Linked DNA regions of Homo sapiens: region 2 is linked to region 1. Evidence: chromatin loops called from intact Hi-C (ENCODE). Cell type or tissue: HepG2. All regions are shown on one strand. Links, peaks and the distances in the headings refer to the core of each region. The heading gives the core; the rest is flanking DNA.

Evidence for each region. Peaks named below come from ENCODE experiments on the same cell type or tissue, not always from the same donor. Only the 100,000 strongest peaks of a DNase experiment are listed, where the experiment ranks them.
Region 2: it touches region 1 in a loop (5-fold over the local background); 29 of 110 quality-filtered maps call a loop at or near these places.

Annotation. Positions count from the first base shown.
Region 1 is chr11:22,784,391-22,801,472 of GRCh38, forward strand. The region is part of intron 7 of GAS2 (growth arrest specific 2); the gene reads left to right. Among named protein-coding and RNA genes, the nearest start is that of LINC02718, 36 kb to the right of the region's middle. RefSeq lists a silencer at 3,213-3,507 and an enhancer at 7,705-8,904. In HepG2, for the core only: a CTCF peak has its summit at 8,289; a DNase peak (open chromatin) is centred at 8,311.
Region 2 is chr11:22,669,385-22,686,466 of GRCh38, forward strand. GAS2 (growth arrest specific 2) reads left to right here. Exons shown (of 8, transcript NM_001143830.3): 2 at 5,466-5,630; 3 at 16,284-16,405. The coding sequence starts at 5,486. Among named protein-coding and RNA genes, the nearest start is that of GAS2, 11 kb to the left of the region's middle. In HepG2, for the core only: no CTCF peak of the experiment used is centred there; a DNase peak (open chromatin) is centred at 5,407; H3K4me3 peaks cover 3,291 bases.

The DNA.
Region 1 (17,082 bases), core at 4,156-12,155:
GTACTTTCTAGGTCAGATAGTTCATATTCCTTACCATATACCAACCTCCCCAGGTCTGCTACACATAGTATTGGTTGGCAAGGCATGAATCTTCTGTGACTCTAAATTTCATTATCTGTAGAATGGATATAGAAATAACTGCCTTCCAGGTGATTATACGTTAAGAGCCTGGCATATAATAGTCATTGCTCACAATGTAAATGGTAGCTGCTCACTCAGCCTTTCCCCACAAGCAAGGTTTCATAGGTTTTTTACCATCCTATGCACATTTATTGTATATGCTCCAAGATGACTATGTCGTTCCTCCAATATGAGCCTCAGAATCAAACCCAGTCCTACAAATATGTTCTCATAAGTAGCCTAAATCCTCTGTGTATCTTCCCTCTTCTATTCCTATGTAGAGGCATTCACTTTCATTTCTGAGACATTTCTCCTGTCTCTCTTTCTACCTGGTTTCCCCAACTCATTGTTGCTTTTAACTATAAGATCTGAGGTCATGGTTTAGATTCATTTGAAGACCACTTTGCGTCTTCTGGCATGGCTACAGAAGGTTCCAGTAAACCTGACACAGGCAATCCTGTGGTTAAATTGCAAGGACACCTTCAGTCTTAGAGGACAAAAAGAGGAAAAGGGATAGCAAAAATTCCAGTGTTCCTCCATCACACTAGACATATTCCAAATGTAGAGATTCTGAATGCCAAGAACAGCTTGCTTGGTCTGTGTGAGTCGTGGATGTTTTGTCATCTAAGCCCGATGTACTCTCCCACACTTTGCATCATTACTGAGGGATAAAAAACAAAAACAAAAATCCCCCCATAGCACTCAGAAAGTGCATCTTTATAGTCCGCATGGAAAAAGAAGGTCAGTGGCACAAAGCATTTGATGCCCTACCACCTCCTCTTTTTTCCATTCATCCTGGGTGAAGGAAGAGTGTGTCTTTTCTCCCACTCCTACCTAGCCTGTCTGATTCACTCTGTTGCATTGTCCTCATTGGAAACTGCTTTCCTGGACTCTTGACACATTCTTACTGTATCAGAGCTGTGCTTAACCAGGAAGTGCCAGATGGTACTGAATCACTGGCTGCTTAATATTCAAGAACAATATTACATACAGAACAGAATAATGTATGTGTTGATTAAAGGACTTTGCTGATGTCTTGGGAATCAGGAAATGCCCTTGTCACCTCCACAGCTGTGCCTTGACAATTTATGCAGATTACAAGTTTTGTGGGGGACTCTTTGCTAAGCATGTTTCTACCTTTTTTTTAAACTATATCTTCAGCACTTGGTTTTTTGCTCTAAGCTGCTTGCCATTCAAAGTCCTAGATATATGCTACTTTCGTTGAAAAGATTGTTTTCTAGTGTCCTCTTCCTTGTCGCTCTCTTCAGGATTATAAGTCTATAAGGGAGTATAGGACAAAAACTGTAAACATAGATAGCTGTACTTTTTTCGGGGAACTGGCATTATAATTCTGGAAGATGTCAACATATTGGCACATTCAGAAATTACCTTCATGATGCTATGGACTGTGAGTAATATGTAGTTATCTGAAACAGTTTCTGAACATGAAAGGATATAATAAATTCAAGGCATACTTCTTGGATAAATCCTTCTAAAGGACTTAGTTTTCTAAGGGGAGTTTTGGTTAAAATCCAAAGCAAACCAAGCAGAGAACTACCCTTTTATTGTTCTATCTGTCCACAAACAGATTCTGCTTCTGCGGTATCCACCTCAGAATAGCTTAAAATGTTCTTAATTATGTCCCTTAGTTCTGTTAAAACAATCACAAAGCTTACCAGGCTTTTATTTTTGAAAATAGATTTACATTTACATGAGTTGGATAAAAAAAAATTGTGAAAATGAACTTCATCCGAGCTGTCACCATCAATCTTTATTATTTTTGAAAACAATTGGCCAGATAGAAATACTGGTAAAAATTACTGAGAATGTCTTGAAGTGGGTTTTTGAAGATTAACCAATAAGATCAGCTGCATATCTCATTACCTAACAAGTCCTCCTATGTCCATTAATCTACTTATGTATGGATAGATAAGCGTTTATCCACTTATTCATGCAGAAAGAACTTATCACTGTCCACTATGCAAGGACTGGTTTTCAGTAATAGTAATATAGGATAGTATTAGTAATAAGTCATATCTCAAGACGTGTCTTGAACAATTTGCTGAATTTCTAGAAGATAATCGGCAATGTAGTACAGAAATGATTGTAATTGTATCTACCGTTTACTTCTATGAATGTTGGCCTTGTGTGGAAATAGACAAAAATAGATACCTGTCTCTGACAATGAAGTTACAAAATTGACCACAAAAGTAGATGCAAATGGGTAGGACATTGTCAGTGTTGGTGAGTGCAAACTTGTATCTCCTTCAGTGCTAAATATCACACTGTTAGGTATTTTCAGTTTTATTTTTGAGGACTTTTCAGAAAGAAGTGAGAAAGGCTTCTACTACTTCTTAAAATCTCATTCTCATAGTCACTACCCTATAGATTCTGAACAATGCATATTAGAATCACATGGATAACTTCTAGAAAACTACCTCCATAAGAAATTCTGATTTCATTTGTCTGAAGTGAGGCCTGATAATCCACATCTTAACATGCATCCCAATAATCACTTTCATTTCCCCACATGAATTCTTTTTCTTCACCACCATGAAAATACACAATTGTTCTTAAAACTGATATAATACATTTTTGAGCATTTGTCTATATTTGGTGAGAGAGAATAGATACTAATGAAACAAGATTCCTGCTCTCAAAAAGCTCCCAGACTTGGAGTTTTCTGAAATGTATGACGTAAATCCAGGCTCTGTAGCTATTTATGCTGTGTGACCCTGGACAGGTTGCTCAATCTCTCTGATCCTTGGCAATTAAACTGCAAAGGGAGAAAGCAAATATTTTTCTTCATAAGGTTACTAGAAGCATTAAATGAGATAAAGTGCTCAGTAGAAAGTAATGTTGTTCCTATTATTCAGTATTTATTATCAATTTAATGTGCATAACATACAATTATATGCGATATATGCAGTGCATGTACATATACATAGTTATGTATACATAATTGTTGTGTGTATGTGTGTATACATACACACATACACATTAAATATTTGTTACTTTCACACAGAGAAACATATGTGCTGGAGTGACAAGTAGATTTATTCCGAAAAAAAAAGAAAAAAGAAAAAGAAAAAAGATCAGCTAAATAGTTTTTAGCCCAGTAAAATACATTGGAGTCACTGGTGAGAAGCGTTGGGGGAAAAACACGTTTGCTTCTTTAGTTCTGATAGAATTTAAACAATGCAGCACTGCATTTTTATTCGGGGACAAACCCACGCATTTAATGTGCTGCTGCCACCTAGTGCTTAGATTCAATAACTACTATTTTGCTAGGAGTTTCTTTCAATGTCAGGTATTCAGGGTTGGAAAACAGCTTGGTATCTTGTTAGTTCTTTTGAAAGAGATCTTAAATATGGTTGAGATATGTTTGTGTTAGTTTATTGGTTCGCATTTCTTTTTAAAGTATGTAATTTTGAATAGCTGCTGGCTTAAGTGGAATGGTTTATTGGCTTCTTGCTTGTCATGTAGCTCATCTTTTTGAAAGGTGTCGGAGTGCCTCTGCAACATGAAATGGTGTGCGTTTCCTTAAGTTTGTATTTAAGCAAGATATGCTGCTCTGCAAGTAAAAGGAATGTAGCACTACGTCTGCTCTATTTGCACTGTTATTATGTTATAGTAAAATGTTATATTGTGAGTCTTGCATGTTAATTAAGCTCATGGTAGTAAAAGTGACACCAAAAGGAGAGGCCAAGAGACATGAGAAACAAGAAATTATCACTGAGATTTAGAATATGAAGAAAATATGTTTTTCTTCCTTTGACAGGAAAAGTTTCAGTATGATTTGACTTCTTCATATGAACAATCATATGATATAGAATAGGATTTTTCAAACTCAGGCTCTTGATATTTTGAATGAGATGATTCCTTGTTTGGGGCCTGGGGCTATCCTGTGTATTGTAGGAGATTTCACTGGGTTGCTGGCCTTTACCCATTAGATGCCAGTGTAAGCACTTGTATCCCTGCCCCTACTTGTGAGAACCAAAAAGGTCTGCAGAAATTGTCAAATGTCTCATGGGTTGAGAACCACTGATAGAAAAAGCACACTATAGTAATTACAGATCAAAAGTGATTTTTATATTTTTAATTAATCTAGGGTTTGTACTAATTGGGGACAGAGCTTATGTGATGCTTCATGAATTGCCAGCAAATTCAAGCTATTTAATTACTTATTCCCTCATTTATATATTTGAGAGAGACAACATCGTATAATAGTCAGTAGTATAAGTTTGAATCTCAATTCTGCCACTTACTAAATTTTGTGATTAAATAATTTACTATCTCTATTAATACTAAAATCTAAAATTCCATTTTCTTCAACCATAAACTGGAGATAATTATTGTATTTCCTTCACAAAATAAGTATAAAAATTAAATGAGATATTGCATTTAAAGTCCATATCACAGTGTCTACCAATTAGGTAATTACTCAGTAATTATTAATTATCATTTAATAGATATTTTAAATCCCTCTATGTGCCAGGAATTGTGGCAATCACTAGGGAAATACTGATGATTTACCTATAATTTCCCAAAGTAGATCAATGTAGTGGGAAAAGAATTCAAATATAATTATATATATAATTATCTTGATCATTACTGTAATAGAGAAGAAGTACAAGATCCTATGCCATGTCATTGTTATCAGGATTGACACTAATTTGATGGAGATACTTTTGGGAATCAATTGCTAGTCAGTAGTTAATTGGCTGAAGTAGAAAAAGTTCAATTTCCTGGGGCAGTATGCCTAGATTTCATATATATATATATATATATATACACACACACACACACACACACACACACAAACACACACACACACATAGGCATACATACACATATACACATATATATGTACATATATATGTGTGTGTGTGTATGTGTGTGTATCTCATATGAGATATATATATATATATATATATATATATATTCTTTTTTTTTTTTTTTTTTTTTTGAGGCAGAGTCTTGCTCTGTCGCCCAGGCTGAAGTGCAGTGGCGTGATCTCGGCTCACTGCAAGCTCCACCTACCGGGTTCACGCCATTCTCCTGCCTCAGCCTCCCGAGTAGCTGGGACTACAGGCGCCCGCCACCATACCCGGCTAGTTTTTTTGTATTTTTTTTAGTAGAGACGGGGTTTCACCGCGTTAACCAGAATGGTCGCGATCTCCTGACCTCATGATCCGCCCGCCTTGGCCTCCCAAAGTCCCGGGATTAGAGGCGTGAGCCACCGCGCCCGGCCATGATATGTATTTTTAATGTAGTCTTTGAAACTAGCAGAAAAGAAATATATATCTCTCTATATAGAGAGATATACGGATATATATTTTACTTCAGAATGCTGACCGAGTTATAAAACAAGTAAATGGTTCCTTATAACACATTAGCTATGAGAAAGTATGTTTATTTTTCTAACATGGTATGATACATAAACATGGCTCTCCGGGTCTGTTCTGGAAGTCATTAGAAAGAGACAACATATTTGGTAAGCACATTTTCCTTCTGTCTCCCTTTTCTCCTCTGTTAAATGGGTTATGTGTACCCCTACCTACTCTACCTACCTAACACATGTTACAGCCAATGGCATGATCTCCATCTGTGAATCAGCAGTGCATCCCGGAAAAAAGAGAGCAAAAATCTGGTGGGAAATTGGATGAGAGTGAGGTAATTGGAACACTGAGAGAAGGATTCTAACATCCACACCACCCCTGGTGCAGTCAACCCTCTTTAGCCTGGACCACTGCAATAGCGTTCAGACGGGCCTCTCCTATCCCTCTCGCATTTGTGTATAACAAACCTGCACGTTGTGCACATGTACCCTAAAACTTAAAGTATAATAAAAAAAATAGTGAACTACTCAGTGCTGTGTACAGAGCCATGCTGCTTTACATTTCTGTCCCTCTGCACCTGATTTCCCTCAGATGGAAAGCATTTTTATACTTTTTCATCCAACAATGTCCTACTTTTCTTTGATGCTCATATCATTTCCTCCAATGAGGACACTTTCACAAAACCTATTGCCCTCAAAGACTCGGCTGAAAGTATCCTCAATGTTTTCTTCTTCTCTATTTTTTTTTTTTTTTTTTTGACAGAGTCTCGCTCAGTCACCAGGTTATTTTTGGTAGAGACAGGGTTTCACCATGTTGGCCAGGCTGGTCTCGAAGTCCTGCCCTCAAGTGATCCGCCCATCTTGGCCTCCCAAAGTGCTGGGATTACAGGCGTGAGCCACCACACCCAGCTTTCAGTATGTTTTCTTAGCATCCTTTATTAGAATAAGCTTAACAAAGATATATTATTAAATATAGATAGATAATATAGATTATTAAAATTGCATTGTAATAAGAAATTTGAAATGTAGCATATGCAGAGAAGACCTGTTTTTTGCTTCAGAGTGTCAAAGATAATTGGGAAATAAAACAGCTATATAAATGGACATCAGAGGAGAAATAAAAATAACACTGAGAGCATAGATAACAAAACCACAAAGGTGAAGAAATTCTAGCAAAAATAGCTGCTATCAGAGATCAAATACTCAAAATGAAAAAGAATAGATTAGGCAAGATTAAATCCCCTTCCTGAAGACCTGTTTGGGTAATGGATAGACAGAGAAGAAAAAAATGGTAAATTTGAGATTTGAGAATGAATTTATGGTGAAGATACTGAGTGACTGGATAATGGAATTTCTTGTGAAACTGAGTTAAAGATCTAGAAAAGGTGTAGAGGGGATGGGGGTGTCTCTAAATGGAGAAATAGACAAAAATAAAATATAAAGGGAGAGGCAAGCCTTTTAGGTGCTGACATCAGACATCAGAGATTACCACCAGGTCCATGGTGTAGATGGATAGCACATCTCAGTTTGCAGGTCTCAGTGCTGAGGTCTTCAAGATCTGACAGACATGCTTTTCGCAACTACTTTTAGAAGTTAATGGGCCAAAGATGGAATATCCATTTCCATTAAAGTGTATGTGTTAATCATAATATACAGGAAAAGAAAGAGGAAAGATCTTAAAATCTGGAGGCCACTAATGTGACTTTAACATTAATTAATTTTCTTTTTCTGATCTCACTATAATAAACTGGCTAGATACTAGGGAGAATGAATCACAAAGTGGCAGAAAAGAGATATGGGTGAACTTAAAAGATATTGGAACCAAGAAAAGAGGGCTTTTAAGACAAATGAAGGAATGAACAGAATCAGAATGAGTTACACTATTGCCAGCTTTGCCTCCCTACACATATACTATAGATAAGGCGATGACTTCATGAAACCAAAGTGTTGGCAACTTAGGAATGGTTCTGTATATGAGGCCCTTCTACAAACAAGCACATCACTGGAGGCTGAGCTGAATTGAAAACAATTAGGAAATATAAGTTAGACTTATCAATGAGGAGTGAATATTGGTGTTCCTTTAACATCATTTTTTAGCTTAAAATACAAAAGGCACAGGAAGGTGTTTATCAGAAAACTCATAGTTTCTCACTGACATGAAGTGATATGGATATGCAGGTAAGATTCTGAAATACTAAAGATATTTGTGCAAGCAGGAACATATCATTGCACACAGTGGGTTACTGGAGAAAGAAAAGGAAGTGGCTGAGGGATCCACATAGCTGAAGATTTGTGCCATAGTTTGTCATAAGAAAACACATATCATTTGAGAGAGGTGGACTAAACAAATAGAAAGTAGTTCTAGTATGCCAGCTGGGCCCTAATTAGATAAACAACATCCCTCTAACAACAGTTGAAGGAAAAAAGACATGGGAATGGGATGGATATATATTTTTTATATCAGATGGGAATAATTTATACACATTTTTCTCTACTACCTGTGTGCATCTAACAGACCTGTGCACACACATATGAAAGACTTTAGGAAATCATGAGAAAAATTATAGAAATGAGAGAATAGAAATATAAAATTGTGGAAATATAAAAATAGAAGTTGAACTGGTGACAATTTTTAGTGTAAACTTTGAAAGGAATAAAGTTACTAGAATTTCTAGAGGCAAAAGTAAATTTAAGAGCAAAGAGTCAACATGGGAGCTTTGGGAGTTTATGTCTAAAAACTGGCTGAATTTCAGCAGGCAGTTTGTAGTGATAAGTTCCTAGGGCATTCGTTATGTATGGCTTTTATAAACAGCGTTTGTGTCATCCTCCCTACGGAGACCTCTGGGTGGCCCCATGGAACAATAGGCTCATTTATGAGTCAGCATGTGACCAGCTCTGAAGCAAGGGTGGATAGACATAGTCAGTGATGAATTGTTTAATTCTTCTGGACTTCATCTTTAAGAAGACTGAAAAATTTGGAAGTGAGCCCCAAGCTTCACCTACTCATATTGGAAAATGAGTGATGGGATCAGAATATTCAGTAAAGGAAGACTTTGGAATTCAGAATAGGTCAAACAATTTAAAAGACATAACAAAGATGATATGTATGGAAGACAAAAACAGGGATTACAAAGAGGCCATGGCTGAGCATGGTGGCTCAGCCTGTAATCCCAGCACTTTGAGAGGCCAAGGTGGGTGGATCACCTGAGGTCAGGAGTTCAACACCAGCCTGACCAACATGGTGAAACCCCATCTCTACTAAAAATATAAAAGTTAGTCAGGTGTGGTGCCACACACCTGTAATCCCAGCTACTAGAGAGCCTGAGGCGGGAGAATTGCTTGAACCCAGGAGGCAGAGATTGCAGTGAACTGAGATCGTGCCACTGCACTCCAGCCTGGATGACAAGAGTGAAACTCCATCTCAAAAAAAATAAATAAATTAAAAATTAAAAAAATTTTAAAAAGAACATAATTACAAAAGTGAGTTTTATGTATAGATAATGAAATTGGTTTATAATTTTCTTCTATGTTCATTAACTGTTCAGATAGTAGGAAAACTTTATGAACATTAAAGCTTTGAAAGAAGTCAACTAGTATAGTCTGGGCAAAAAATGATTGAGAAACACAGAGTTAGAGAAAGAAGAAGACTTTGTGCCCCAGAGAAAATGTTTGGAGCCTATTAGATTTATAGAGAACACAATGATGAAGCTATGGAAAGTGTGAAGAGAAATAGGAAGAACAGGGAATGATGATCTTGGGGAGAAAGTTTCTGAGAGAGAAATATGAAGGCTTATAATTATTCAGAAGTATGTTATAGAAAGGGGAAGATAAAACAAAGGAAAAGCAATATAAATAGCAAAGCTTTGAGTCCTAATTCAGTCATGGCCTTGTCTGAGGATATTATGATGGTTGTGTTTTGTGATCAGAGGAGTTCAAATAATGTGTAATATGAAAATAGTTTAAAAAGTAACATTAAAGGATAAAGTGAAATGGTACAAGAGAGGATTTTGTAACCATAAAGTACAATTAAAATGTTAGGAAATGGATTTGAAATTCAGTGGCTAGATTGTGCCTAAGGTCAGAAGACTGTTCCATTATCTGCTACTCCTGAAGTATGGTGGGGGAGGGGAATAAGATCATTATTCATCCTTACTTTTGTAACGATTTCAGATAAAATTACATCTTTATATAGTGAATTGTATGACAGCATGCCAGCTAGTCTACAAAACAAGAATAAGATCTTCACAGTAATAAAACAATTTTTTTTTTTTTAGTGAAGAAAACATTTTCTTATGTAGATATTTTGGAAATATTTCTGTCTTCTTGCTTTTTTTTAAGCAGCTGAGCTGGGCATTTTAAACCTAATTTTATTTTTATGAAGAAATACATATACATTGTTAATAAAATGGTGCTGTAAGACTTATGCCCTCAAAACAGCAAACCTGCTCCTCCTTTCTTACCCCTTTCCACTCTTATTTTCCCTCCCTAGTTCTCCCCAGAGGCAGCTGTTATCACTGTTTCTTCTTGTATTTATCTCCAAGCTTCTAAATTATTTAATTATGCTGCTTTATCTTAGTTTTAAATTTTAGATATTTTCTGTGGCATATTCATGAATTCAGTGTAGCAGGAGTAGGAAGATGACGATCTAGCCATCTTTTCTCTCCCCTTCCCCCACTCACCACACATATTACACTTCCTTTCTTTCTATTTGCTCAACATCATTAGCCATGCCATAACACTGGTCAAATCATTATTCAGCATTTATTTTATAATGATCATGTAAATATTATAGTGCACCATGATTACTTTTCCTTTTTGCAATAATTTCAATTTTTCTGGAAGTCAGTAATGCTTCATTGTGTTGTCCTAAGTATGATGAAAAGGCCCTTACCAGGTCCCCTTAGAGAAGGGTAAAACCCTCACAATAATGTCACAGGCAAACATGCCAGTGAATTTATCCGTTTGATTTCTGGCCCCCTACATTTCCCTAGCCAGGTCTGTCTCACAGTGTCACCCTGAAACTTCTCTACCTTGTTCTGTTGGATCCACTATTTACTGGATCAGAGTCTTGTGTAGATTACTCCCTCAATTTCCAGAGCTCATCCTGAGAAAATCAGTAATTCATTCATCCAACATATATTTATTCAACATCTATTATGAAACAAAAAGGGTTCTAGGAAATAAGGATGTATCAGGGAACAAAACAGGAGATCCATGACTCTCTAAAGGACTTCATATTTATGTGTGTAGTGTGTAGCCTAGCCATATACAATACAGAGTGCTCTATTCCATTTGAACTTCAGACAATGAATACTTTTCAGTAGGAATATTTTCTAAATATTGTAAAGGATATACTTATACTAAGAAAATGTTCATTGTTTATCTGGATTCCAATTTGACTGTGTGTCCTGGTATTTTTATATGCTAAATATGACAACCCTAGCTGGGAGGGATTAGACTGTACCAGAAAACCTAGGTAAATAAATAGCATGGTAGAGAGTGGTAAATGCCATGCTGCAATGGGGAAAGAGAAGCAGAACAGGGTAAGGCAGATTGGGAGTACCAGGAGGAGGGATAGCAATTTTTACAGGGTGATTAGGATAAGCCTCATTGAGAAGATGAGATATTAGCAAGGGCATGAAGGAGGTGAGGTGTTTACTCTGAGGTTATCTGGGAGGAAAGATTCTAGACAGAAAGAACACCAAGTGAAGAATATCTAGAGTGGATCTGAGTGTTTGGGAAATAGGGACACCAGTGTGGCTGTCACAGAGCATTTGAAGGATGCAGTGGTAGGAGATGAAGTTAGAGAAGTAACAGGAGTCCAGATCTTCTAGGAAACTTAGGCTATTGGGATAGCTCTGTAGTTTACACCCAGGGAAATGGGGAGCCATGCAGGGTTTTGAAGAGTTATGGCATGAGGTGACTTCTATTTTAACAAGATCTCTCTAGTTGCTCCATTGAGAAAACACTGGGTGGCAAAAGTGAAAGCTCAAAGACCAATTTGAAAACTGTTAAAATAATCTGGGTGAGATCAAAAAATTTTGGACTAAGGAGCTAGTAGTGAAGATGGTGAGAACAGATTGCATTTTAGATGTATTTTTCCTCCAATATTTTACTGTGAAAATTTTCATACACATAGAGATGGTAATACCCATGTAACTCCCAAATAGATTCTGCAATGAAATTTTCGCTGTATTTGCTTTATCATATATTTTTCCTTCTCTCCATCCTCTGGCTGAGTCATCTGCCAGTCAGACATTTCTGTTTCTGCAGAGATAAACCTTCAGTCTCCTGCTGTGATGACACAGTCACTGGCATTGGAAATCTGGGGTGGGGACATAGTAATTCTGGGTGCTAACCAATCCTTATACCAATTTTCAACCCATTCTCCTTTATTAAACTGCATTTTTCTCCTCACCTGATGGAGGTACCTGGTGATTCTAAAGCCCACATTTTCTATAGTTTCCAGGCATTGTTTGGCTTGCTTCTTTTTGACAGCTGCCATTTCAAGCTTTAGTTCCACCTCTGTCACTCTTAGTTACAACTCATTTGTTTTCCAACTTCTAAAAATGTATTGCTCTTTCTTCTCTATCATTTTATCCTCTCAACTTCCCTTATCCTTTGACTTTGTAACATTTTTCTTTCCCTTTCATTTGAGTAGGGTTTTAAAAGGAAGGAGGCCCATATTTTCAAATATTTTACCAATAGAAAGAACTGAATGTATTTAGTAATACTTATTTTTCCATTTTAATGTCAATATACTAAAGATACATTAAAACCAGTAGCAAAGTAATAGTTTTTCAGAGTATCTAGGTTACTATTTTGTTGCCTTTTAAGACTCAAGGGGACATCAGTTTGGAAACCATTGTTGTGTATCATCATCATGGAGTGTTAAACTTTGGCTCTCCCAGTGCTTACTTATTCTAGCCTGTTTGTTGGATTTTGGTATTAGTGTTTAGAAGAGATAATGGAATTCAGATTGAATCAGGCAAATGTGGCCCTGTCTGCTTAGTAGAGGGAATGGTTTTTCTTTGCTCCATGGAGCCCAGCTTCCCTTCCTAAATAGGTTATTATATCTGTGGAGTGGATAAATTCTAATTTCACTCTGGTATAGACCAGCTACAAATCCTTCCTCTGACACCAACATTTTCTATCTCATTGCTTTCACTATGCTGACTGTTCTGTAAAATATTTATTATGACTTTGTCTTCTCTGTCTGAAATGGTGCCATACACTGGTAATTAGATGGAGACTAAGCCTTCTTAATTTCATTTGGTGCAGGGCTGGGAAAATGGAGCCCTTACATAACAACGAGATGAGGACTGACCGGCAGTTGGCGTTAAGTGCTCCTACACATATTTCCAAGCAGATGCAAATGGAACTTTTCACCAGTCCATCATCATATGTCACTTGCTTGCTGCTTTTCCCATGTTTGCTTCCAGAAAGAGGCTACTTGACAGTCATTTGTCTCTACAATGAGCCTACTTTATGAAGCTGAATTCCCTCCCCCACCAGAGGGAAACAATTACAGCAGGCCAGGAACTTTTTTCTGTTCAGTTCCAATAGTCAGAATATTTCTGACCCAAGGCCCTGTCCATGTTGGGAGATTGGTTCTCAACATCTAGGGCACTATAGTAGTTCACCCTTCAAATAAAGATTTGAGGATTACATCTTTATGTATGTATGATTTATCACTGGAGACAATGTCTCACAACTGGGCATCAGAAGACTAGTGCACTGTGTGTCCTTGAGCTACCCACTTAACCACTATTTCTCTATCCAGATAATGGTAACATTAATACTTGCCTACTGAGCCACTGGGTAGTTATGATAACAAAATTAAATAGGAGGAAGTACTATCAGGATTTTAATAAGATTTCATTTTTGAATGTGAGCTCAAGGGCTAAGCACGCTGGCTGCTGCTAACTTTCAGCATTTTTGTATGGCTAAAACAATGAGGCTCAGATTCATAAATTGTTCCAAGCATGTAAAGCACCTTCTTTATTGTGGTTTTGGGGTTCATTCCCAGTTGGGCAATATGATCATCAGCAAGGACTTCATAAAATGGCAATATGTATCCCTAAAGAAAAGAGGTGTTGCCTGTGGAAAGACCTTTAAAAACTCAGGTGACTGTACCCTTGGCAAAGTCACTTTAGGATGTATAGTTGAGTGGTAATGAGTATTATCTGAATCCTAAGAGATTTTCAAATCTGAACTTCGTTGCTTCTTAGCTAGGTGACCTTGGGCAATTCACTTAACCTTGTCGAGCCACTGTTTTCTCATTTTTAAATATGAACATAATGCAAACCACTTAGAGTTGCTCCAAGGATTAAATGAAATAAAACCTGTAAGAACCTTATCATTATCAGTGGCAGCAGCAGCAGCACAACATTATTATTTAAAAATAACAATAGCAGGCTATTTATTATTGAGTCTACACCATGTTCCAGGCACTGTTTCTACATGCTTACACATATTAATATCTGTGTTTGAACAACTATGGGAGGAAGGAATTACTATAGTCATTATTTTGCAGATGAGAAACTGAGACACAGATTAAAGAAATTTATTCTGGTCATACAGCAAGTTGGCAGCCTGATAAAGGAAAAACAAATAGGAGCTTCTGCTCTGTTTACTGTTATTTATCTCTCTGAAGTTTTATCTAAGAAAAGGGTATAATAAGCTAAAGGACTATTGGGAAGTTAAAATGAGATAGTAAATAAGATAATAAATAAGAAAAAAATGCTTGTAAAGAGTAAAACGGTAATTCCAGAAGCTTGTTTATTTGGGCTGTGATTAACAATTTGTAATCGCACGTAACTAGAGAAGTTGAAATGAATTCCCCACCTTTGGCAAGGACGTCTTTAAGTGTCATTTGTTATTAGTAGTGCCTCAGTTTGCCCTGCTAACAGGTGATCTTATCAGTTATCTTGAAAATGCTAGAATCAAGCTTTCAACATGGCAAACTATCCATGGAACACCTGCTGTCTCACTCCTCCATGTGTCAAGGTACCTCAGGGAGATAGCTGAATTCCCAATCACCCAATTTTGAGCATATGCCATTTCAGAATAATATTAGACAATGACAGAGTCTGTTGTCCTATAAATTAATTTAACACTTTTCCTCTGGAGAGCAGATGACTGCATTCTAAAAACAATATTTTCTCTCGAGTTATGATGGCTTGTAAAAACACACAGTGAATGGAGTTGACAGGAAGGTGTTGGGAAGCATATGATATCCCAGGGGGCTGAACAGATCTAAATTTAGGTGGGTTGTCTCTACTAGGCAGTTGGTGTCAGATACCATTGCCTCTTAAAAGGATGACTTCAGTGAAGAGCAGTTAACAGATTGTGCAGAAACATAAGCCTCTGTGGTCCATTAAGTGGGGAATCATTTAATGAGACCCAGAGTTGCACTGAGGGAACCATGGCACTTAAGCATTAAAAGACAGAAAAGGAAGGGGTGAAAATTTTATGAAGCAATTTATTACTGCTGTAAACCATGTATTTTAAAAAATGCATTCCAGGTATAATAAGAACTTGTGAATGAAGATCATGAAGAGAATAATGTACTTAATTCACTATGGATTCTGTCATGATATTTGTTTCTTCTCTTTTTGCTTCCCTTTTCCCCATTTCTTCTTCTTCTGTTTCTCTCTTGATTCTCAATACAATCTCCCACTTTCTTATGCAATTCCTGTTATAGCTTCAATTTTTGACCCACGTCTATCTTTCTCTCAAAGAAATTCTCTAAGCAAAAATTGGTCTGAATTATCATTCACACAGATTTTTTTCAGACTCCTCTTTCTAAATAAGGGCATAAACCATTTTACCTTTCTCTTTCTCCTATCTTTTCCTAAATAAGCAATGCAGATATAATTTATAAAGGTAGTGTTGCTTGGAATGGGGCATTAGTAAGTATTAGTTTTGTTCATCCAGTCGTTTAACATGCATTTATTCATTTAATATTCATCTAATAAACATTGTGTGCCCGGCACTGTGCTAGGCACCCAGGGTATGAAATTTAGCAAGGAATAACCTTGCCTGCCACTCAACAAATATTTGTTGAATGATCAAAGGAAGGGATTCACTTTAATTCACCTAGTGAATGGGGAACAATTCTCTGCATGTATAAAGGCAGGAAACTTTCTTGGGATTTTAAGGAGTTCACAATATCTATGGAGTGAGTAATTTGTTGAGTGGGCCTGGGCTCAGAAGGTAGGACTACATGCAGTATAGTACAGTTGTGCAGTGCACATCCTGAACAGTCATACATGATAACTCTGGCATAGTAAGAAAGAATGTGGGAAAAGAAAATAGTAGCTGGGCTATAAAGTGCTTTGCGAGCCAGGTTACTTGTTCTTATGGAGGGATGAGGGTAGAAGTAAAAGAGAAGGTATCAGAATTGCTGTCAAATTTTCCACATTATGTATGCTTCTGACCACCATGGGGATGCTGATGTCCTCCCCTTACCCCTACTACTTTCCCAGGATCTTCGCCACATTGCCAATTTACTGTAAGTCATATTTCTCAGGTGAGCTGTAGCTAAGAATGTCTGAGAAACACTAGACAATGGAGAGCCCTCACAGGTTTTTAAGAAGGCGGTAGCATGTTCAGATTTTCCTTTGAGGAAGATTACTGTGGCTCTGGAGTAGACGGTGGACTAGTGAAGAGTGAGAGATGAGGAGACATCCTGCTGAAAAGCGTTCATGTCCTCAAGGTCTAATGACATCTGTGTTCAGAGCACTTGACAGATACTCCTGCTGCCCTCAGTTTTCAGGGCCACCAGCACAATATTAGAGACAGAATGAAACAGATTTGTCACTGTCATCCTGAGAGGGCGATGACACCTGACACATTTCATACGAATTACGATTTCAAACAGACAGGGACATTCAAGCAGATCTATGCTGGGGAATTAAATAAAGCTATAAAATATAAACATGAACTTTTAATTTAAAATTCTCATTGAAAAGACATTTCCTGTTGGGTAGTTTTTATTTTTGTTAGTGGTTTTGCTTGTTTGTTGTTTATGTAATATAGCTAGGATATATACAGCTTGGTTATCTTAAAAAACAAGTACATTACCAATAAATGCATATTTTTTTCTGGCTCTCCTATGTGGCCATTACTTTTTCATTTAGTAAAACATATGATTTTCTGTGATCTACATGAATGTAGACTTTACCTTTTCAATGAAAAGCGAGTTGATATATTTGTTTCTAAACACAAATGTTCCCAAGAAAAAGGAAAAGACATTCTTCTTTTTTTATTGCTTTAAGTTCTTACCTCCATATAATGTGATTCCAGCCTGTCTTGCTAAACTACATAACTAAGAGACAGGGGAAAAAAAACTCCTTTCTGAAATCCTGTTATCACATATCATAGAAGCCAGAGCACTAGACCCCTTGATACTGCAGTGACCTCCCCAAGACCCACAGGAAGCTGCTGACTGATCATTTCTACAACTTACGAAATTTTCATTATGTTCTAAGTTAACATGGGAAAGTTAACTTATTTCATTTCAACTTATTTTTCCCCTTTGGATTAAGTATCTGGATGAGCTAAGAAACTTGATTGGGGTGGGGGCATGGGATAGTTTTTTTTTTTATTATTTAATG
Region 2 (17,082 bases), core at 1,628-9,627, 120 kb before region 1:
TTTAAAACTTTAAAATATCCCTAACAACATGAAAATATAGAAAATCAATTCCCATTCAGGTTTTTTTAAATCATGATTTGAGAAGAAATTGTTATTTGTAACTACACCATCATTTCACCCAAGACAAATCAAGATGGGACTGTGGGATAAGAAAGAGATCTCTAAAAGAGAGTCAGCACTACACTAAATTAAGGATCACAAGAGCTGAGTAGGATACTTTTAATAATTATGACTAAACAGTCTTGTTACTGTGGGCAAAATATCCTCTTAGGCTACCAACCCCTTATTAATTACGAGGAGTTTGAATATATCGTTATTGTAAGGTTCCTTTCAATTTAAAGATTTTTATTATGGAATTAGATAAACTACCATTAAGTGTCATTTTGCTTTATGTTTGGTGCTTTTCAATTTGTGGATAAGTTGCTCTACTGAACCCAAGGTGGAGGTCCCATTACGAGGTCTGAAATTGCCTTTCTGTTGAAATTGTGGACTTTATTTTCTGATTAGACCTTTAGAGTAAGATTTTGTATCCATGACATTGGTTGAAAATGTATATTTTGTGAGATACTATTAATTAGCCAAAATGAATCACAAAAGAGTGAAGAACTCACAATGATGAAAGAGATATCTAGAACTTTCCTGGGTGGTTTATTCTTTGAGTTCAGCTAGGAAAATGGCATTTTCTCTTTCCAGATTTTGGAAGGGTATTCGATTTGGAGCACTGTTTATTTTTAATTTTAAAAGGTAACGTGATTGACCAATAAACTATTTCCTCAGTGTTTGACACCTGTAACACATGAAACTGAATAGATGTGGGGAACAATGCTGCAGATGACAGCAAAGATTACCTTTAGGGAGGAGACCTTTGACTGTGGGTTGATTAGGATTCATTGTTTTCAATGTTCACAGTTGAGTCTGTGTGTGTAGATGGGGTGGTGGTAGTGATGTCCTCTCACACTTACTTTGAGAGGTATATAGCATTTCCCTATTAACTGATTAATCATCATCTTAGGGGCAGCATTCTTCTCCATATGAAGAAAACTTGGAATAATCCATTATCTACTGTATCATTAATACATTTATTTGTTCTCCCCGTTGTCCTTTGTCTTTTCTTAATTATTTAGAGTTCTATAAAATATTCCTATTTTGTCACAGAATTGCTTTCCGTTTTGGGATAGGTCAATAGAAGTTTTATTTTGGCACATTTCTGATGGTGATCATTTCTATTTTGCTAATAAAAAACATATCGAATATTAAATATATGCCAAGCATTGGCACAAATATTTAATCCTCACAATTATCTTTAAGTTTTCAGCCTCCGTTGTATATAGTAGAAAACACAGGTACAAAGAGGAAAATTCATATGACTAGAATAGAGTAGCTACTAAATGGTTAGGTAGTGGACCTATTATTTGACCCTGGACTTCTGATTCCAGTTCCAATATTCTATCCATTATTCAGGCTTCTAAGTGAAATCTCATAGCCGACAGAAGTGTATATCATTTCATGTTTTTTGTCTTTCCAGTTGCTTTTCTATGTAATGTTGCAATGCATTTTCTCTAACATGTCAGCAAAGCCTAGAGATAAGCCAGAAATCATCTTGGTCATAGTCAAAGAACACCTCTAGGTGGCATGGAAGAATACTTTTTCTTCAGAGTCAAAACTATGATGTCTTCAGCTGGGATTCTGGGACAACAAACTAGACAGAGTCTTTAAACATGTGATATTTTACTTACAAAGTCATTATTTTTTTCTTTTTCTCCTGGGCTATTTCAAGTCTCATCATATTCATAATTGTTATTCCAGAATCACTTCTACTATGGAAAGAAAGAAAAAATATATACACACACAGTCTTTGAAGGATTTAGTATTAAGTTTCTGCATGTTTTTCTCTTGAAGTTTTATTTTTCTGGATTCCTAGACCTAAGGGTTGGTTATCCATTTTAGGTAGACCGAGAAAGCTTGGAGGAGCCATAGAAGTATTTGAGTACTTACTCCCCTTTTAAAAGTGATTGGCTTTGTTTAATAGTTACTAAAGTTACTTATCAAGCTTTTAAAATACTTGGACTATATACACTTTATTGGAAACATCATTCAGTGTTTAGGCACATTATACAAAAAAGTTTTTCTTTCTCCCTAACCTACTGCTTTCTTCAAGTCTAGTGGATCATCAGTCACTTTATTTCCCACCTTTTTAAAAAGTTACCCCTTGGCATCTCTTGTGGTTTTGAACACTTTTGAATGAATTCAAGAGAACTGAAATGATCTTTTTGTGTAGCTTGTTCTTTACGATGTAATTCATCTGATCCATATTGACTAAACACTTCTTTAAAAAGTTACAAGGAGGGTAAAATTCCATAGTGATCTTTTTATGGGAATAAGATAAATTAATTTGATCTTTCTTCACCACAATATAATCATTTTAGTTGGAAACTACTTCACCATGGGGTAAATTCTCCATACTCCAAATTTTGATCATGCTAGCTGAATCCATTTTTCATGTTTCGTATTCATGGATTAGCCAAATCTAAATCCAAGACCTGCAGGTATTGACTTTCAGCCAAACCGTTGAGTCATTTAAGTTTGGCAGTGATTTGAAATGTGAAAAAAAGGATCATGAGAAATTGGATTGAGAATCTGAATTCTTTTAAGAAGGGGCTTAAACAGAAGAGTCCTTATCTATGACAGTGACTTTAGGTTTCTACATATTTGACATATGTCTAATTGTGTAACTTCTATTGCATGTTAATTACTCACTAAGCCTTCTTTCTCTCACCTCTGTCTCCTGGGGAAATGTAACTGTGTTTTTGCTTTTTTCTCACCACTAAAATTTTGACTGTATACAAAGTAACAAAATAAAAATTGCTTAATTATTCTTATTGTTTTTACTTAATGTTCATCTCTAATTATTAGAAGGTAGTTTGAGTTACTTTTCTGGCAAAACACAGGACAGAGTACATGAGAAATAAATGTGCCACTGTCAAAGAAAATAAAAACTTCACTGTTTAGAGGTTTTGAGGGAAAGGATTGTGTCCTTCTGGCTCATTGAAATTGTTACATGCCATTAGGCTTACTGTAAACTATCCCTTGATAAATTATTTGCTGGACAATGAGCTTAAGAATCTGAGGTGTCTTCTTGCTTTTATAGAGCAAAATAGGACTCTGATGCTTAAATGGAAGTCACAGAGCACATAATAGGGTGTAGGTAAAGTTACTGAACAGCCACATCTCACTTTCAGGAAAGTAGTGGAAGAGATTGTGTCTTGAGAAGACAGGCATTTTAGAGGTAACCCTTTTAAGATTTCAATTAGTTATTTAAGTATATGAATCATGTGCTTATATGTATTACTTAAATGTTTCTGAGGCCAGCAGGCATATAGGAATCTTAACCAGCTACAGGGAGAAGTTTTGTTTTTCTAGGACTAGACATATTTTTTTTTTAACTGGGGCAGAAAATGCTTTGGGTTTTTCATGTTTAATCACAGAATTTGGAGAAAACTTTAGGACTTTATATGGATAACATCATTATTAACTATGAAATAATAAAAAGTGGTGTTCTGATTCCCATAATGACAATCTAATAATGTATGACAAGGTGTATTGAAAGCAGTTCACATTTTCAATGGTTGACTTTAGATAGATATATATAAGATGTTTTCAGAGAAAATTTATGGTATTTTTTTCAAAAATTACTCGACAGTAATTTAATTAGAAATGAAATTGTGCTTTTAAATACTATATTTATGATACCTTTTAGGTACTTACTCATACTCCCAACAGTCTTTTCTATTACTACAGCAAAATATTTGAGAGATGCTCCCACTTTGCATTTTTCTAAACACCAGTGTCTTATTTGTTCTTCAAAAGCAATATTTAAAATAAATTAACTTATGTTAAGTGAATTAGAGTTTGAGGTTAACTGGAAAGGAATACTGTGTAGAGTTTCAAATAATAAAACCAAAAGGAGAATATATTACTTATTGGTAACTTTAAAATGCCATAAATACTGCAATATCACTGAAAACCTCATGATATCATATAAACATTACCTCTTGCCTATTGCAAGTATTTTCATTTTCATTGTCATACAGTCATAATGCATCTGGTTATTTCATAAGCATATTTATATACAGCGTAGAATCCTGCATGTTATTAAACATGACTATTACATTAACTGCTTCATTAGTTCTTCCGTAGTCTTACATCCTATAAATAATGCATACAAAAGTGCTATATTCTGTCCGGGCATGGTGGCTCAACGCCTGTAATCCCAGCATTTTGGGAGGCCGAGGCAGGTGGATCACTTGAGGTCAGGAGTTAAAGACCAGCCTGGCCAACATGGCGAAACCCCATCTCTACTAAAAAATACAAAACAAACAAACAAAAATGCCATATTCAAGGCCAAATATATATTCAAATACCTTTTCTACAACCCAAGTAGGGGATTGCACTGCTCACAATATGATCAGGTTAATGAAAGCATCCTTGTTTTTATAGATGTAAGATATTTAAGTACTTCTACTCTAAAGATACTTTCAAACAAAACGCAGCATGTAAAACAAATAAAGTGGAAAGATAAAAAACAAGAAAGAGAAAGAGATTGTTGTAGCAATAGCAGAGGACAAACAAACACCTCTGGCAGCATTTGTTAGAACTATGATGCAGTGCTTGGGTTATCATCAATATGGGTTCTTGGCTATTCCATTTTGTAAAAATGTGTCATTACAGAAAGAGTAGTGGTCTTGGGAATATGAAGACTCAGGTTCAAGCCTAGTTCTGTCATGACCTAGCTGTATGATCTTGGTGAAGTCACTTATCCTCTATTTTTTTATTTTTTTTTTTTATTTTTCTTTTTTTGGTTTCTTTGACTGCAAGAGAGAAGTGTGGTAGAGAGTCTTTGGGTGTACCTCTTCCCCTGCTTCTCACCCAGTTCTCTAAATTGTGAGTCCATGATTGCTTGGCCGTCTCCAAAAAAGAAGTACTTTGCTTAACCTTTTAGGCTATATTTTTAAGGGTAATGATCATGTGTTTACAGTGAGTTGTAAAAATGCTGTCATTGCCAGTGTTCAGTCATAAAATTTGGTGAAAATCTATGGTTTTAAATAGCCCAAACAATGGGAGTTAACAAATTGGGCACTAACATTTTAACTTTTTCTCGTGTTTCAATATGTGGAATTTCTTGCTTAGAAGCTGGCTCTTTCCAAGTATATTGTTTCATACAAACTTGGAGTTTCTTGTTTGATTTTCTATTTGACCTTTGATTGCTGCTGTTTTCCTACTAAGTGTTTGGCCAAAAGTGAGAGGGCCAGTACAGATAAAGCAAATAGTGTTTCATGGGGTTAATAATTAATAAACTGAACTGTCATCAGAAAACCCGCGGATCCAGTTCATTATAATGTCATGATGACAACATTTTGTGAGAGAAGTCTGTATAAAAAGCAATTGCTCTTTTGTTTCCAAAACAGGTATTACAAGTGGATAAATAATGTGCACTGCTCTGAGCCCAAAGGTACGCAGTGGACCTGGCCTCTCTGATATGCATCAGTATAGCCAATGGCTAGCCAGCAGACATGAAGCTAATTTGCTACCAATGAAAGAAGATCTGGCCTTGTGGTTAACCAATCTATTAGGTAAGGTTATAAGATCTCATTTTGTGAGCAAAGACAACAGTTTTTGTTTTATTTTTCCTCCTGTAGTGTCCTTCACCTAAGCATGTGATAGCACCTTGGAAAGAAAGACTTTTATTATTTGACATTTGCATCTGGGAAACCTGAAGCAGGTGGAAAATTTAAGTGAATTTCCCAATGTCTGTCATATTAACTGTGCTTAGTAATTCCAATATGATGCACTCAAATGTGGAAATATGCAGTCAGATTGCTTATTTTATCTATATGCTGGTCTGATTTATTTTTGGCTTTTCTTTCATGCAGCTGACCAATTTGACCTACTCTTTTGACATTGTACACAGGCCACAGTGTCTGTAAAATCTGGCTTCTAAATCTGGATTTCTTTGCCCTACTTTTACAGCACACCTTCTAAAACTGCTGAATACCCAAACTCAGGAACAAAATCATGTATTCTTTTTCCAAATGAGCTGACTAGAGTCATCCCACCCTGAACTAAAATTTTTCTTTTCCATTTGCTTTTGTTTTTAAGGTCTAGTCTAACAGTACTTTTGCTGACCTCATGCTACCTCCTGGTAAAGATTCCTCTCCTTTTGTTGCTGTTGTGCTTTCATATTCCCAGGATAAAATTTCAACTATGTGAAAAATAGAATCACATGTTTAAAGGATCATCATATATAGCAGCACTATTTCCACTAAGTTTTTTATAGAGAATAAATTTAATTTAAATGTGAGAAAAAAGATCCCTGTAGACTTTATAAGATATAAGATTTGAGCATATCATTTGCAGGGGAGATTTCATCAACACTATTTTATTATTTAAATCATCTGTCAAGGTAAGAGTTGTTATCCTCATTTTCTAGCTAATGAAACTAAGAGCTTAGTAAGGTGCACCCTGTCCATCTGAAATTTTAGCAAGGTTTGGCAGAAGTTTAGCACATTTTATCAGGGTTTTGCTTGCTCTCCATGGCTCTGGATTTTTGCATGGCTTTTGTATTTATTTATTTTTTAGTCCTTATCCTAGGATTTCTTTATCCTATATTTCTTTTTTCTTCATGGTGTGCACACAATTTTGGCAACTCTGTAGTCTAACCAAGGCTACTGAATATGGGTATGTAAATTGTACCCTTCACCAACAGATAGGTCAGAAAAAGAAGAAGACACTCCCTAGAAAGACCCTTCACAGTGCTATGGAAGTGTCTCCCCCAGAAGGAAGGGGCTACACCTTTCAGTAATTGATTCATTCAGAGTGCCTTTTATCTCCATCAAGGAAAGGGAGTTATTTAAGCCTAAACAGATGGATTTTTCTCTCTCTTCTGTCTTTTTGGGGTTCACTAATGATTGTCATATTAGTAATTAATTATTAAATTTGAGCTATCAGTTTTCAGATATAGGCAATCACAAGTATGGTAGTGGAAAATAAAAGTTAAGAGCACAGGCGCTGGAAATAGACTGCCTGTGTTTGAACCCTACCTCTGCCACTTGCTAGCAGTATGATCTTGGGCAAATTACTTACCTCTCTTGTCCCTCATTTTCCTCATCTGTACAGTGGTAATAATAGTAGTAACTACTTTTTAGGGCTGCTGTGGCAGTGAATGATTAAAATATGTATAGTACTTTGAACAGTATCTGGCCCTAGTAAACACTATATTGTTGTTATTATTATTCTACTTATATAGTTCAGTGAAACTTAATTTGATTTTGTGCATAAATTTATTCTTTTTTTCAACAAACATTTGAGTGTGAAGCAGCATAAGCATTGGTAAAAAAAAGTGGACTCTGGAATAAGAATGCTTTCAATTCAAATCTTGGTTTTACCACTTATTATGTGATACTGGGCAAGTGTCTTATTGCACTGTGTCTTGGTTATATAATCTGTAAAATAAATACCATAATAAAACCAACCTTATGGAATTGTTGGGGGTTTGAATGAGATAATTGCCTTTAGAAGAAGGTATGGCACATAATCAAGCAGTAAATAATAACTATTGTCATTATTGTGTTCCAGACAGTCATCTAGGTACTAGAGGATAGTGATTAAGAATAAACATAGTACCTATTCTTGCAAAGCTTAGATTAGCAAAAAAACACAGTAAATAAGCAATTGAATATATAATCTATTACTTGTTATAAACACTAAAAGATACAAGTTGCAATTAAAATGTAAACTGAGGTGGGAGTAGGGCAAAGGATCAGAGGGCTTGGGAAATCTTCTTTATGGGAACGTATATTTAAACTGAGAACTGAAGATTAATAGCTAGCCAGACCAAACATGGGGTAAGAGCCTTTGCGAGGAGGGAAGGGCATGTGTTGAGGTAGGAAGGAGCTTGGTACATTGCAAGAAATGAAGCAAGTCTAGTTTCAACAGAAAAGAAAGAGGAAGAGAGTTTCATGAGACATGTTCGGGCTAGATCATGTATTACTTTGAAAATCATATTAAGGAGCTTATAATTTACAGTATGATCTATGAGAAGCCATTGAAATGTTCTAAACAGAGGAAGAGTATGATTAATTAGAGTATAGTCTGCTTATACAGGTATGCTATAATGTCCTATGACTTGTCATCAAGGGCATTTTATTTAGTGAGTGTGGTCATTTACAAGGCAGCTTGATCAGTGTGAGCAGCCCAAGACAGCCTCAAAGAATAGAGAGTCAGTGTGTGTAATGGAAAGATCCTTGGATTAAAAATCAGGAGACCTGGCTCCTAACTGGGCGTCAGGAGACCTGGCCTCTGGTTCTGGCTCTGCTACTTGGTAGGAAACTTGCCCAAAGTCACTCAGCTATCTTTTCTGGGCTCAGTGTCCTCAACCATAAAATGAAGGGGTTGAAGTAGATGATCTCTAATGTCTTTTCCAGATCCAAAAGTCTGAGTTTTAGGAAATCCATCTCTTGAAACCCAGTTTGGGGTAGTTGAGACAGACATTAATATATATAAATAAGGAGAAGATTTACATAAATGAATGACTTTTTTTTTCAAATTAAGACTTTTTTAATGGTCGTAGTTATAACACAAATGCAATTGATGGTTTATGAAATTTTCTCAGAAAAGGAATCCTAAAAGAATCTCAAGATACAGTAAAGTTTGACCTTTGAATTGACTTCAGTTCATACAAAGTAGATAGATAATAGACTTTAAGTCGTTACTCTCATGGCAACTTGAGAAGTCTACTAATAACTTGAGATTATTAAAAAGTGGTAAAACATTTGGAGGTAGAAAAATGCATTGTGTGCTAGAATGGTGATAATAAGGAGGGTAAGAATAAATTTATAGTTATGTTAGAAGATATTTTTCTTACACTTAGATACATTTAGTATTCACATACTTTGGAAATAGAGGAATTAAAGTGAATTTTAAAATAATTTATTATTGGCTGTTTTGTCACTTCAGAAATATTTGTAGATTTTTATTATGCAGCTCTTTTTCAAGTCTTGCTTTTTATCTACTTGAAAGAGATAAAACGTAAAAAACATAAAAAGATGATAAGTCTTGAAAGTAGCTTTGGAATTGATATATCTCCTCTGAATTCCTAGGTGAGGTAGAAATTACATATTAAATTAAAGCTTTTAATTAGGATTTGCTGTTGTGCAAATTTGCTGCTTATTTCTAGTATGCTTGTCTAAAATGTAATTTTTTTCCTTTTATGTTTTTCAAAAGGAGTTTTAATGATATTCTAAATTCAGATATTTCTGATCCTACATATAAACTGTCTATTAAAAATATGGTTCCTTAAATAATACTCCATTTATATTCTGATATTTTGATGGATAAAAATGATTCGATAGAGAAGAAAGTGATTTTGTTAGTTCATAAACCAGTGTTCATATTCATATAACATTTGTATGTATTATACTGTCATTTCCAGGAAATATACTTACTTAATCATTAATAATAATAAATATCATTTTAAATTCCTAGGCATAGGATTAAAGCATCAACTGCAAACTTTTATGCTAGCTGAAATTTATATATTAGAATATAAAATACCAGCTATCTTGTAATGTTAACTAGTTAAAATGAATAAGTGGTTAATAGTAGCTGGGATTTCTCTAGGGGGTAGCACACACTGATTAATGAGAACATTATCATGTAATATTCACTGACTATTTACATATCCTTGGATATATCTACTGATCTTATAGAAAATACTCTTTGCAGTCCTATTAGGTTTTTGAATAATGGCTGGCACCATGGAGCAGTTTTGTGACCAACATTCAAAAAAGACAGCAAAACAGTCATGAAGATCTTATCGTCTTTCTTTACAAAAAGTTTATTTAGCCATTGTTGCCTATTGTACATTAAATATACACATTTCATTTTTATTTTAGATCTTTTGTTATTTTTGCTCATGAACCAAATATTGCCAATTTGTTATTTAACTATGCCCTTAGGGTATATTAGAACATGAAATGCATATATAAATAAATCTTGGGGAAATTTTTAATTGTCATTATGAGCAAACAGCATGTTATTACATTAACAGTCCTGGATTATGGCAGCCACCCATTATTCAAATACATTAGGCATATTCTACTACTTTTATAATTATTGATGGACTTTTTAAGAATATTATTGGCTTGGATTTGATTATATACTAAAATAAGCGTTCTCAAATTGTCTATTTCACATGTATTTTTAATTTAAAATGATGGCTTACCTTTATTTTCAATTAATATTTGTCTAATGCTATATAAATTACATGAGAGCATATTTTAAAGAAAGGATTATAGTTGTTAAACATGAAATAAAATTGTTCTTAAAGCTTATAGATCTTTAGGATATAGGCATATGTGTTTGGATAATGCAGGGACTTTGAATAAATCATCAGATATATTAAAAATCAAGTTGTGCTGAATTGATTTTACTTATATTTAGAAAATGCATTGACAGTTGATGTCATGGTAATTTTCCCTTTCTTTGAGCTTTGTACATGCATATAAAAGAAAATGCAGTTATTTTCCACTTAATATGAGCAATATGTAACATTTCATTTTTTTTAGTTATTCTTGAAAAATAACATTTTCAGCATTAAAAATTTAAGCACCTATTTATTAGGGTTGCTGCTGTCAAATACAGCTACTATCTAATGAGTTTGGAACAGCTTGCTTTTCTTTTTTCTTGTGGCCCTTTTACCAGATACTTATTCTGCAGGGTTCTCACATTCTTGGTATGGCCAATAAAAATTCCTTAGGACAGATGGTATCTTCCGTTAGTTCAAAAGTTTACAGAATCACCTTCATGTTCACAAGTTGACGCCTTTCAGAGCAGTTATCCTAATTTTGTATGTGACTTGTGCAGCAGAACCAGCTTGATCTTTTTTGATATAAATGCAGGGTAGACACTTGAAAATCAGTGTGAAGCAGGTGCTGGTCTAGGGATTTTGCATATAATGAACTGTTTCCTACCTCACAAACTTGAAACTTTTGTCTCAAAATACTGAATAATTTTGGTTAAAGAGAGCATATGAACCACTTTGAATTCTCCAGTTAGAAAAATATATTTGTACTGAGAGGTACAGTGGGGATGAAAATAGAATTTGATAGTATCTGGATCATCTTTAGGGATTAAAAATATACCAACTTTCTTCTTCAGTGAATCATGCCAAATACCAGAACTTGCCTGAATGATATTGTTAGCCATTCTCCAGTCTACAAGGTGGATTGCTATTCATTTTTCAGCACCACAATCTTCAATCCCAAGCTTTTTTTTTCCACCAAAGAGGTTTCTGTAGTGTTTCTACATAGAAAAAGACAGCGGCATGAGGGAGAATGCACTGTCATGGAAAATAGTCATTTGTGTATTCAGCAAACATTTAAGTAGTCAAGCATAGTGGCTAAAAGCATGGACTCTGAACCTAAATTGCCAAAGAGCCAAGTTCCTCTACCCTCGAATTGGGTGACCTGAGGCAAGTTACTTAATCTACACATCTGTTTCATTATCTGTAAAATGGATATAATAATAGCACCCACTTCACAGTTTTCTTGAGAAGACTCAATACATGAATACATGTAAAATGCTTAGAACAGTACTTGACATATAATAAGAACTCAACTGTTAAATATGATTATTAGAATTCTTTAGAAATTTAATACTGCTAATTTATTGGGAAGAAAACATTCTTTCTCAGCAACTTGGAAGATTAAAAGGATTATTTTTTCCAGGTGGCCCCAGTCTAAAACACTTATAGGCTGATATGTAAATCTTTATAAAAGTTATGGCAAACATATTTCTGGGAGGAATACACTGATGTGTATGTGTATGCATGTTGATTATAGTTGCCTGGCAAAAGATTTCAGGCAACTGAAATCCCACCATTGAGCTATAATGTTTTAACATAAAGCAACTAGCCACAATATTTAATCAAATTTCCTGATTTTGATCTACTGGCAAGTTGTCATTCTTGACTAAATTAATCATGCGAAGATCAAATATCGCAATTATAAATTTAGGAAGTGAAACTATTACTTCTAAACTAGGACACTCTAGATTAATGTTCAAACCAATGTCTTTACGGACCAGCACCGGTCAGGACTTTAACATGATTTAATTGTATTCATTTATTGTTCTTTCTTTCCCTACAAACACCAACCACAATGAAATGCTGAGGTTAGGGAAGAAATGATTCTCTGGTGCTAAAATCACACTGCTTCCAGTACATGTAGTCTGATGTGTTAAACCAGGTGCACAATTTAAACTAAAGAAGATTTGATTCTGTGTAACAGAGATATTTACCTTTGTATGACTTTTACTTGAGAAAGTGTAATTATTTCTACACAGCCTGTTCTTAAGAATTTGCCATGGATAAATTCAGCTACTTTTATATTATATTTTTTTGAAAAAAATACTGTTGATAATATTAATATTAATGTAATAATGAGATAATATATCATCCCCATATAAAGATTATAACTGATTTCTTACAATCATACATTGATTGTAATCATAAAGTATATATTTAATAATTTTTAATCATTGGAAGGAAAATATGTTACACATGAAGTTATTTTAAAAAGTCTCAGACTTGTGTTTTTTCTTCATTTGAGGTAGTACATTTCAACTATAAAGTATGTAATAGTCTGTTTTTGCCAAAAAAAACTCACCTTTCAGAGCTATAAAATATACAGAATTGAAAGCTGACACCTAATATATTTTTCATTAGATACAGATGTTCAATGTAAAATTCTTTTTACAAGTATTCATGAAAAACAGGATAACTAAAAAGATATAATGTATAAAAAGTAAAAATCATACTTTTTGGTAAATTGTTAATGGCTTTTTAATGAAAGCCATTTTTTTCTTTTTATGATTTATGTGTTGTTTTAAGTATATTGTAACTATCTTATAACTTAAAATTATGAATGGAATCTTCAAATTGCCATAGAACTTAATGAAATAAGAATACATAAAGATCTATTACAAACGTAGAAAATCTTGCAAATAATTTGTAAAGAAATAATTCAACAATTTAGAGTAAAGTTTATCTTCTTTATCTTAAAATTTAAACTTATTTGAATAACATTATAATTAAGAGAATTATTTCTAATATTTACTTTCTGTAATTTTGTGAAATAATTTTCTTATTAGAAAATGTGGCCTGGCGTGGTGCCTTATGCCTGTAATCCCAGCACTTTGGGAGGCTGAGGCGGGCAGATCACTAGGTCAACAGATCGAGACCATCCAGGCCAACATGGTGAAACCCTGTCTCTACTAAAAATACCAAAATTAGGTGGGCATGGTAGTGCATGCCTGTAGTCCCAGCTACTTGGGAGGCAGAGGTTGCAGTGAGCCAAGATCGTGCCACTGCACTCCAGCCTGACGAGATCGCACCACTGCACTCCAGCCTGTGGTTAGTCACTTTCTGCTAAAAAAAAAAAAAAAAAGGAAAAAAAAAAAAAAAAGAGAAAATGCAGGCCAATATGATGAATACACAATACAAATTCTGTTACACTGGCTTTTTTGTATTTTGGGCATGCTACTTTCATTTCTGAACTGAGCTGCACACAATTTTGAAATAAAAGTTCTGCACAGGCTACCTGTGTGGTGAGTATTTAAAGCTACTGATGTTTTTCCACCTGCAGAAGTCATTATTTTAATTGGGGGCTAAAATATGAACTACTTAAAAAGTAATTTGTTTTCCTTAAGACTGCTCCCAAAAATGGAAAAAAAAAGTCATTTTAAGCAGATGTTTCTTGAAATCCAAATATATTAGATATTCTGAGTTTAACTTAAATGGTTCATCTGTTGTTCCAGTCGGATTTTATTTATTTATTTATTTATGAGACAGAGTGTCACTCTGTCACCCAGGCTGCAGTGCAGTGGTGTGATATCTGCTCACTGCAACCTCCGCCTCCCAGGTTCAAGCCACTCTCCTGCCTTATCCTCCCAAGTAGCTGGAATTACAGGCATGTGCCACAATACCTGGCTAATTTTTGTATTTTTAGTAGAGGCAGGGTTTCACCAAGTTAGCCAAGTTGGTCTTGAACTCCTGATCTCAGGTGATCTGCCTGTCTTGGCCTCCCAAAGTGCTGGGATTACAGTGAGCCACTGCACCCGGCCAGATTATATTTATTTTAAGGTTCATGGAATTGAACTACATGCCTGTTTCTTAAGATAAAAGATAAGCCTTGAGCATCTTGGTATAAAACTTTAAAATAATTTCTTTTTTTTTTTTTGCTTTTGACTTAACTGTGTTTCACAAAAATAATATTAATGTTTTCTCAAAGTTTTCTAGCAGCTTATTTCTTCATTTGTTCATTCACATGCTCACTGAGCACATTTACTAGGTGCCTAGTATGTGAATAACATTATGCTTACCTCTGTAGGAGATACAAAAAATAATAATAAAAAAGATATACCTCAAGGTTTGTAACATACTAAAGAAGACAAACACTGCATACAAAACATACTACTAACAATAGAATATGTTTGATCAGTGCCAGAGTAAGTGATATTCATGAGTATGACATACGGAAAACAGATCAATGTGTACTGGATGAATCTCCCTCTGGAACTCTGATTAAAGATAGAACTTGTCCAAGGAGGTAGAAGGTAGGGCATTGAAGTTGGGGGCCATACCAGGAACAAAAGCATAGCAGCAGAAATAGAAAGGTCTGCAAGGGGAATCTGTGAAGGCAGCCTATAGATAGATCACGGAGTAGGGTGTAGGGATGTTAGATGGGAAAGATGGGTTAGAGGAATACAGGGAGACCTTTGGATATTGGGTTAAAGTGCTTAGTTTTCATATTCCAGGTAAAGGAGAAAATTAGGGATTGTGCAATAAAGGTGTCTGGAGAATGCCTCAGTGAGGACGGTGTTTAGCCATCTTAATTTTAGCAGTGAGCATGGTATGTATTGGAGAGAGAAGTTGAGGACACAAAGAATAGCCATTGTTCTTGTTGCTAGAGGTTTAAGTATCACCTTATGAAGATTTTTATTAAGGTTATGGCATGAGAAATAGAAGGAAGCTTGAATCTGTAGGACTTCTGACTAATAATTTACACAAAAAATTAAGGCAGGAAAATGGAATCTTCTGAAACTTGGATTAATAGGAAACAAAAAAAGGAAGGGGCTTTGAGAAAGATACGTTTAGAAAGAGTATATAAGAAAGCAGTGCAGTGGCACGATCTCAGCTCACTGCAGCCTCTGCCTCCCAGGCCCAAGCCATCCTCTCACCTCAGCCTCCCGAGTAGCTGGGACTGCATGCAGGCATGCACCACCATGCCTGGCTAATTTTTGTGTTTTTGTAGAAATGGGGTTTCACCATGTTGCCCCATGGCTGGTCTCTAACTCACGAGCTCAAGCAATCCACCTACCTCCGGCTTCCAAAATTCTGGGATTACAGGCCTGAGCTACTGTGCCCCGCCTACCTGTATTATTTTAATCAGGAAAACCATTTCAATAGAATCTAGAGATATGGTTTTATACATTGGCCATGTTATTCAAGTTCCCAATGGTGGTTTTTAAAAAATACATACATGGTTCTATTTTAAATTAAAGAAAATTGATCTGGCTGGGTGCACCCTAGATTACATGACTGTAATCCCAGTACTTTTGGAGGCCGAGGCTGGAGGATTGCTTGAGCCCAAGGAGCTCAAAACTGCAGTGAGCTATGATCCTGCCACTGCACTCCAGATTGCGTGACAGAGTACAATCCTGTAGAGAGAGAGAGAGAGCGAGAGACCTACGGCGTTCTTGTAGTCAGACATACACCTAACAAAAAATACTTGTCCTGCATTATGTCCTGCCTTGTGGGTCAAAGTAATTGAATGGGCCACTGGGGATGAGAATGGAATGATTAATGGAGGCCAAATTGTGAAATCACTGGTAAAGCTGGTTCTTTGAGTTTTGTTGGTTAGTTTTCATTCCCCTTGATTACTAAATGATGGAACTCTTTCACCCAGGATATCATTTTGCCACCTTTTATTTGAAATAAAACTGTTATGCAGTTAGCACTATGTTATGAAAATATTAAATGTTGAGATTCTTGCAACCAAAGGAAGATAGAAAATTCCAAAGAAATGACTATTTCTGGTAAGCTCCTATCCCAGTTATGTAACTCAGCTAGAATAGCAATTTTAGTGATAAAACTGTGTCAAATATTTTATTTAGTGTGAATCTGACATTTGATTTTCCTTTTATAATGCTTCTTTTTGTTATTTCAGGGAAGGAGATTACAGCAGAAACTTTTATGGAGAAGTTGGACAATGGTGCCTTGCTCTGTCAACTTGCAGAAACTATGCAGGAGAAATTCAAGGAGAGCATGGATGCTAACAAGCCCACAAAGGTAAAAGATCCCAATGCAAAAATCACTCTTAGGTGGTAGATTACATTTATAATTGCTTATAAATTGTGTGTAATTAAAAAATTTATTGTGAACGGATGCATCAAGGTCTATACTAACAACAAAGTACAGAGAGTTCTTTTTAATTAGGTAACATGTTATTTGCACTCTAATTACATAAATTGCATAATCCTTTTGGTGAATCTAATTAAATAAAAGCTTATGAGAAATGATGGTATTAAAAGAGTATTGTGTATAAACTCAATGAATCTGAAATATTGATTAAAAACTTAGCAGAGAAATAATTGTGTCATTAGGCAATGCACAGATCTAGCCAAGAAAGATTTACTGAATAGATCTTTGTTTTCAAAAATATTATGGCAGAATACTAGAACAAAATTTCTGGACTGTAATTTTTGGTTTATTCTAAATAAGTAGTACCATTGAACTAAGTAAATTTGGACAAATTATTTTATTTCTAACTGCTCAGATTTCTTTTCTCCACATTAATTCTAATATTCTTTTCTAGTGATTATAAACACTTGATGAAAGTATAGTGTTTGACTTTTTTTGAAGAAAACAAGAGAGATTGTACTTAATTTTTAATAGAGAATGAAAAGAGATATAAAAAATATTAAAATAATGTTGGCCAGGCATGGTGGCTCATGCCTGTAATCCCA